2 separate regions of the Homo sapiens genome follow, and region 1 is linked to region 2. The links are chromatin contacts, found by Hi-C or POLR2A ChIA-PET in ENCODE. All regions are on one chromosome and are shown on one strand. Each heading gives the region's core, a stretch centred on a gene start or an enhancer-like site at or near the end of the contact. The rest is flanking DNA. Distances are from core to core; before and after follow the strand shown. Region 1 holds the start of BCL2L10 (BCL2 like 10). Region 2 holds the start of TMOD3 (tropomodulin 3).

Region 1 (3,589 bases), core at 292-2,791, 280 kb after region 2:
TGGGGCGCGCCTGTAGTCCCAGCTACTCCGGAGGCTGAGACAGGAGAATCCTTGAACCCGGGAGGCAGAGGTTGCAGTGAGCTGGGATCCACCACCGCACTCCAGCCTGGCCACAGAGCGAGACTCCGCCTCAAAGAAAAAAAGAAAAAGGTCTAAATGGAAACTGCCCCCAGGAGGCTACATTTCGGATCAAAAAACTTGCTGGTTTTAATAGTTTGGCTATAGGTATCCGATAACATGGGCCACTTCAGTCATTGAATCAACGCCAATAAGGTGGTGGGGAAAGAAATGGGGTCTAGCTCAGAGCCCCCAGAGGCATGCAGTGGGCTCATCACCAGGTGGCTTTCCTTGATCATCAGCTGCAGGGCAAGGGCCTGTCCCTCTAACCTTGACCACAGAGATGAAGGCTTGCAGCTGAAAGCCAGGGGCCTAGAACGTTCTCACCGAGGACTGGGTGCAGAGGACTAGAAATTAAGGAACCTTGGGTCAGCGCCACCACTGGGCGACCACCACACTCCACAACCTCTCTGGCCAGGCTGAGAGGCGTAGGGGGTTGTGATCAATGGGTCTGAGTCTCTCCAAAGGCGCATTTAATAGGCGAAGGAGAAAAACACCCCACCTGGCTGGGGCCCCGCCATTGCTGACTTCATTGGTTGGGGATTTCTATAGGAGCAAAACGTTCAGACCTAACGTGGGTGCCCCCCTAAAAGTCCCCGACGGCTAAGGCCAGGGCAAGGTCCAAGTGAGCAGACCTAAGCCTGCGCAGCTGCTTCGGAACGGTTCACGGCCGTCTAAGAAGGCCGATTTCTGCCGGCCTTTCTGCCAGGGGAGGAGAAACCCCAGACTTCACAGCGAACGTTCCAGGCCCGCTGAAACGAGCCTTTCTGCTTTCACGAAACCTCGTTCCAGGGGCCTGGCGCGGTGGGTTCCTCACCGTGCCAGCCTCGTGGGCGCTTCCCGGCTGCCCGTCCCGCCCCGTGTCCCGGTGTCCGCCGCGTGCTCACCCAGCCGCCCTGAGCCTGCAGCCAGGCGCGGTGCTGCCCCATGAGCCGCGAGCTCAGCAAGGCCACCAGGCGCTGGCAGTCCCGGGCGACGTCGCCCTCCTGCTCCTTTAGCCGCGGCTGGAAGCCCCACTTCTTCCACCGGGCGGTCACCAGCGGCCCTCTCTCCAGCAGCGTCCCTGCGAAGGTCACGAGCGTCACCACTCTGCCCCAGGTGGGGCCGGGGCTGTCGGAGAGCACGGAATCCGCCATCAGCGCCACCAGCTCGAAGCGGTTCCCGGGGTAGCCGAGGTAGGCGGAGAAAAAGGACCGGTGAATCTGCCGTAACCTGGCGGCCGCGGAGCGCAGCACGGCGGCCTCGGGCGTGGATGGCGCCGGCTCGGGGGTGCCGGGTTCCCGGGCGCAGTACCCCAGGTAGTCGGCCAGCAACAGCTCGGTGCGCTCCCGCAGCGGGTCGGCCATGGTGGTGCGCTCCCGCAACTGGTCAACCATGGTCCGGCCTCTGCTGGGGGGCCGGGCCTTCGCTGGTTTTCTTGGCCCGGCCGCGCCTCCCCCAGGGTAGGGCTGCCGTGCCCCGCCCCGGCCCCCGGCCCCCGGCCCCCGGTATATTGTTTTTCAGGACTGAGAGAAGAGCCTTTGATGGGAATCCCACCTGCACCTGTTCCAGTCCCCAAGGCAAGGCCTGGTGGTGCGCACGTGTTCGCGTAGCAATCAGATGCACTGTGAGACTCGGGTTATTTAGCTCCAGTGGCGCGATCTTGGTTCACTGCAAGCTCCGCCTCCCAGGTTCACACCGTTCTCCTGCCTCAGCCTCCCGAGTAGCTGGGACTACAGGCGCCCGCCACCATACCTGGCTAATTTTTTTGGATTGTTTAGTGGAAACGGGGTTTCACCGTGTTAGCCGGGATGGTCTCGATCTCCTGACCTCGTGATCCGCCCGCCTCTGCCTCCCAAAGTGCTGGGATTATAGGCGTGAGCCACCGCGCCCGGCCATCTAATATTTATATTAAACTTTCTCAGTTCATATTACTCCGTGGCTTCTTTCTCCTGATTGGATCCAGACTGATGCAGAATGGATACTAGCAGTGGTATTTCTGGGGGTTCAGGGGTCTGGAGCATGTTGAAATAGCCCTCCCAGGGTGAAAGATGAGTTGCTGCATCTTGCATCACTACAAAAGAGGCACGGCACTTGGCAGCTGTCTTAGTCTGTCCAGGCGGCTATAGCAGAATGCCATAGACTGGGTGACTTATAAATAAAGGCATTTATTTCTCACAGTTTTGTTGGCTAAAAAGTCCAAGGTTGAGGCCCTGGCAGGTTCTGTGTCTTGTAAGGACCTGCTTCCTGGTTCATAGACAACAGGCTTCTTGCTGTGTCCTCACATTGCAGTAGGTGTGGAGTAGCTTTCCGGGGTCTCTTTTATAAGGACAATAATCTCATTCGTGAGGGCTCCACCTTTGTGATCTAATACCTCCCAAAGGCCCCATCTCTGAATACCATCACACTGGGGGTTAGGATTTCAACATATGAATTTTGGGGGACACAGCCTGGAACAGTAAGCCATTTTGGACTTTGAAGGCAACATATACTGTGTTTGTGCTATTTCAACCCAATTGACAGGCTGGTGGATTGAGGAGCAGAATAAGAGAAGACTCTGCAGAAGGTTCAGGCTGCAGTAAAGCTGCCCTACCACTTGGGTCTTGTGATCCAACAGATCCAGTGGGACTTTGTCCAACAGGGATGCTGTATGGAGCCTCTGGCAAGCACTGACAGGAGAGAGTACAGACCTCTAGAATTCTAAAGTAAATCTAGAACCTCTTCTGAAGATAACTACTCTCCTTCTGAGAAGCAGGTTCTGCCTTGCTACTAGGCCTTGATAGAGGCAGAATGCCTGACCATGAAGCTTGAGCTCCCATCATGAACTGGATGTCATCTGACCTACGTAGCCATAAAATTGGATGTATACAGCAGCCACCTATCATCAAATGGAAATGGTGTATTAGAAACAGCCCAGGCAGGTTCAGAAGGTATAAGTAAATTGTATGAGCAGGCGGCTCAGACTCTTCCAACATCAACTCCTGTTGCTTTGCCTCCTCTCCCTCATTCTACAACTATGGCTTCTTGGGATGCTGCCTATGTCCAGTTGACTGAGGGAGAAAAACCTCCAGCCTGGATTATAGATGGGTCTGTATGATGTGCTGGTACCACATGAAAGAGAACAGCTGCAGTATTCACTCACACTCACTCAGGGGTGACTGTGAAGGGCAGTGGTGAAGGAGAATCCTTCCAGTGAGCAGAAACTCAAGGCTGTCCACTATGTCTGGAGTGAGAGATGGCCAGAATACAGACCTAAATTGATTCATGGACAGTCGCTGATGGTTTAGCTGGATGGTCAGGGCCTTAAAAAGAACAGGACTGGAAGATTGGTGACAAGAAAATCTTGGAAAGAGATATGTGGCTGAATCCCTCCGAATGGGCAGACTGAAGATATCTGCATCTCACCTGAATGCCCACCAAAGGGCATCCACTGCAGAGAAGACCCTGAATCAGATGGACAGAATTACATGCTCTGTGGCTGTCAGCCAGCCTC
Region 2 (3,892 bases), core at 191-2,690:
GAGATTGACCCAAAGATGGTATAGAAAATAAAATGCAATGGCCACAAGATTGAGTGTTGACTGTCCTCTAAGTATTTGCAATTGAGAAGGGTTTTTTCCTGGCCAAGCACGGTGGCTCACGCCTGTAATCCCAGCACTTTGGGAGGCCAAGGTGGGCAGATCATGAGGTCAAGAGTTCAAGACCAGAATGGCCAACATGGTGAAAACCCATCTCTACTAGGACTACAAAAATTAGCTGGGTGTGGTGGCACGTGCCTGTAATCCCAGCTACTTGGGAGGCTGAGACAAGAGAATCACTTAAACCTGGGAGGCAGAGGTTGCAGTGAGCCGAGATCACACCACTGCACTTTAGCCTGGGCGGCAGAACAAGACTCTGTCTTGGAAAAAAAAAAAGAAGGGTTTTTTTCCCTTAAAAACCTAAACCATCAGTGATCTCCATTGCTGAAATTAGTGGGTGCCAGTTGCATGAAATTCCAGGATGTTTATCTAACCTAGGGTCCTCCCTCCTCTGAGGGGAAGAAGTAGATGCCAGGAGAGGTTTAAACCATGAAGTGGCTCGCACACTGGGTGTAGCTGGAATGTACCTCAAGCAGGCACGTCAGTCCACTTCTTTGGCTGCATTTTTGAAAGGTGTGTCAAAGTTTAGCATTATTCCTGGGGATGGTCTACTCCTGAAGAGCAGGCCAGGAAAATTCCCAGTAAGTGACTAAATGAATAAATGGAAAAATGTCGCAGTTCCCTCTCCTCAGAGCCTCGCACAAAAGGTAGCCATTACATAGGCCACTGTCAAACAGTCCTCTGAGAGATTCCCACACTCTTCCTCTTCCCTCTAGACTACCCATCTGCCCCAATCCCCCCCTTGAGCAGCCTATTCTGTTTTTTCTCCCACTACAGCAGCCAGCCCCACCGCCTGGTGTAGAGCTTGAAGATGGAAAGGGAAGATAGGATGGGCAGAAACTGCCCTGCAATAGCTACATCATCCCCGAAACGCATACCTAAGAAAACCACTAAGGTCACCACACCCTGGAGGTGACATTCGCATGATTTATGCCTCTCTTGGGCTTTAGATTTTATTCCTTTACTTTTCTATAACTCTGTCATGACCAGTTTAAAGGCCCCAATGTCATGTCCTCGCATTAACAACCAAGGCTACAATGCAAGCCCTGCCATGTGCGCTTCTTTACAAAAGGTCAAAGTAAAAAGGAAATCTATACCAAAGAGCCTCTAGATACTATTTCCAGCTTCGGGGAAGTCCATAGTAGGTACTTCCACGGGTAGAGAACATTATCTTAGACTGGGATAAGGGTTGGTATTCGCAGTCCCCTTCCTACGTTCTGCCCATTGTAAAGACCAGGGTCAGCGTTGAGCCTCGCCCTTCTTGCTAGAACTACAACTCCCAGGATGCCCCGCGGCACGGGAGTGCGCACGCGCGTCGGAGGCGAAGGAGGAACCCACCGCACCTACAGGGCGGTCGAGTGAGGGAGCTGCTGGCGGGTGGGTCTGGCAACTCTTTGGGAGGCCGACGCGGGCGGACCGGCGGGTGCTGGGAACCGAGCCTCGGCTTGCGGCCGGCAGTTTCCGTGGGTCTGTGAAGAGGTCGGCGGCCCCTGCGGGCGCCAGTCAGGTAAGCCCAGCCCGGTGCTTTCCAGGAAGTCCGTCTGCGGGCGCGGGTAGGGAGTCGCACCGGCCATGGTGGCTGAGGAGGGAGAGGTTGCTGCCCGCCGGCCGCCCGACTCCAGGCTCCTTCCCGACGGGTCCGTCTCGGGGAGCAGGGGTGCGCGGGGGCTGCTTCTGCGCGAACGGCCCGGGCGGGGGACGTGGGGCGCGCTGGGCGTCGCCCGCCGGTCTAGGCGCGCGAACCTGGCGTTCCCAGTGAATCACCCGCGGCCCGGGCGCCCGGGTTCGGGACCGGCCCCCTCCCCTCCCGCTGAGCCGCGGCCGAGCTGGCTCCCTGCACCCTACCCAGCGTCGCCGGGACGCGATCACACCGAGATGGCACCGAGCCTCCTTCAAAGGCTTCGGCTTGTTGAAAGTGGGGCGGCGGAGTGGGGGAGCCAAAACTTAGGGCACACCCTTTTTGTGATTGAAATGTGGCTGCCCTTGCATTCACCGGTTTGATCTGTCTGCTCTTAGAATTAAGTTCCTAGCTCCCAGGCAGCACAGCTGGATCCGGCTGGGAAGTTTGTGTGTTAGTTTGTTTTGAGGACGTGACTGTGTCGTTATATTTTTGCTTGCGGGGGATGGTGTGTTTCCTCCGCAAGCCTGCATTCTGATTACAAACAGAAATGGGAAACAGCCACAGTTTCTTTTTTTCTTTTTAATGTTTAGTTAAGAATCGCATTTCCAACTTGCCCTTGGCCTCTGTTAAAACCAAAAGTCATCTGGCAATGAACACTGCAGTAAAACTTACCCCAGGAGGCCATACTTCAACAGGAAATAAGCCTGTGGAGATTTAAGTTAGTTATGTGCAGCCTCCCTTGGTTTGTAACATTTTCATGCAGCTCATGTCTCCTCTCCTTTTCTGAGAAACCTTCAGATTAATTTTTTTGGCAGATTAAATTGATTAATTGGCCCGTCAAAAATATATTAGGCTTGGAAAAATAGCTTTGCCAAGTCTCATTTACTCTTGCTAGTTTCTTCTTCCTAGGCACCTTTTCACCTTTAAGAGTCAGCAATCATAATAGTTACAGTCCCCTTTCTTACACATTCCTACGAAAGGAACAAAACGAATTAAAATGTCCCAATATATTTTAATTCTTTGAGCTTTCTTTGCTTTTGCAACTCTCAGAAATTGTAGTTTGCTGATCTTTAAAATTAGGTTGTTGGACCAGATGACCCCCAAGATTATTCTGCCCCTAAATATCTCTCGTTTTTAAAAGTTCATTTATTTTGCTCATTCAGGAAACACTGGCGATATGCATTCCAAGTCCTATGATAGACATGAGAAAGAGCAAACATGAGTTCTTGAGAATGCTGTAGACCTACTGCTCAATTTTATTTAATCATATTTTTTATGATTAATTCCTAAATTTTGTGGTATATCCAATATGCCAACCTACATTGTAATTAATAACTTCATCTGAAATTAAATAGGTACAGGTCAAATCCCATTCAAAGATTTTTCGTGTCTTAATTACTGGCCCATTGAAACAAAACAGGTTTGGTACAACAGAAAGGCCCTGAATGGTGGAGGGCAGTCTTTTCAAACACTTTAGCATGCATAATTCATTCAGGATATTCTAGGTTTGAAGTAGAGTCCAAAGTCTGTATGTCTGATGGGTGATGCTGTCAGAGACCATACTTTGAATGTCAAGTGTGGGGAGGTAATTTTAGAGGTATTTTCAGGTGTTTTTAATAGCAATTTAAATACTGGTACTGATAACTGATATTAGATACATAATTGATGGCTTTTTCAACTCTCAGTTTTTTAAAATACTGTAGTCCTATGAACTCTAACAAGAACAATTGTCATCATAAGTTTTTCTCCTTCTTTCCTTTTCCTTTCTCTTTGCTAGTTTTTCTTTTTTCTCTTTGCTTTTTTTTTCTCTCCTCCTCTTCCTTCCTTAATTGTTTTCATTCACATTAATTTGGCAATTCATGAATTCAAGTATGTGTCTTGCCCCATTCTGTATTCTGTACAAAGCAATGTTTCAGGCTCCTGGTGAATATGTATAAGACATGAGGCCAGGGCCGGGCCTGGTGGCTCACACCTGTAATCCCAGCACTTTGGGAGGCCAAGGTAGGAGGATTGCTTGAACCCAGGTGTTTGAAATCAGCCTGGGCAACATAGCAAGACCCTGTCTCTACAAAATAAAATAGATTAGCCAGGTGTAGTGGTGATGCCTGTAGTCCTAGCTACTCAGGAGGCTGAGGCAGGAGGATTGCTTGAGCC

What was found. A loop is a pair of places that touch in the nucleus more often than their neighbours do. ChIA-PET counts read pairs that join two places held with the same protein, here RNA polymerase II (POLR2A). Pooled maps may share reads with other maps.
Region 1: a loop to region 2 is called in a pooled map, with 2.7 times the contacts of the local background. The contact joins the promoter of BCL2L10 here to the promoter of TMOD3 in region 2. A Hi-C loop is called at or near these places in 1 of 50 pooled maps. POLR2A ChIA-PET finds 5 or more read pairs at or near these places in 3 of 52 experiments (GM12878, H1 and WTC11).

The regions. Positions count from the first base shown.
Region 1 is chr15:52,111,234-52,114,822 of GRCh38, forward strand. BCL2L10 (BCL2 like 10) reads right to left here and starts at 1,542. Exons shown (of 2, transcript NM_020396.4): 1 at 1,005-1,542. The coding sequence starts at 1,493. RefSeq lists a silencer at 1,389-1,548.
Region 2 is chr15:51,828,213-51,832,104 of GRCh38, forward strand. TMOD3 (tropomodulin 3) reads left to right here and starts at 1,441. Exons shown (of 10, transcript NM_014547.5): 1 at 1,441-1,624. RefSeq lists silencers at 1,346-1,500, 1,721-2,000.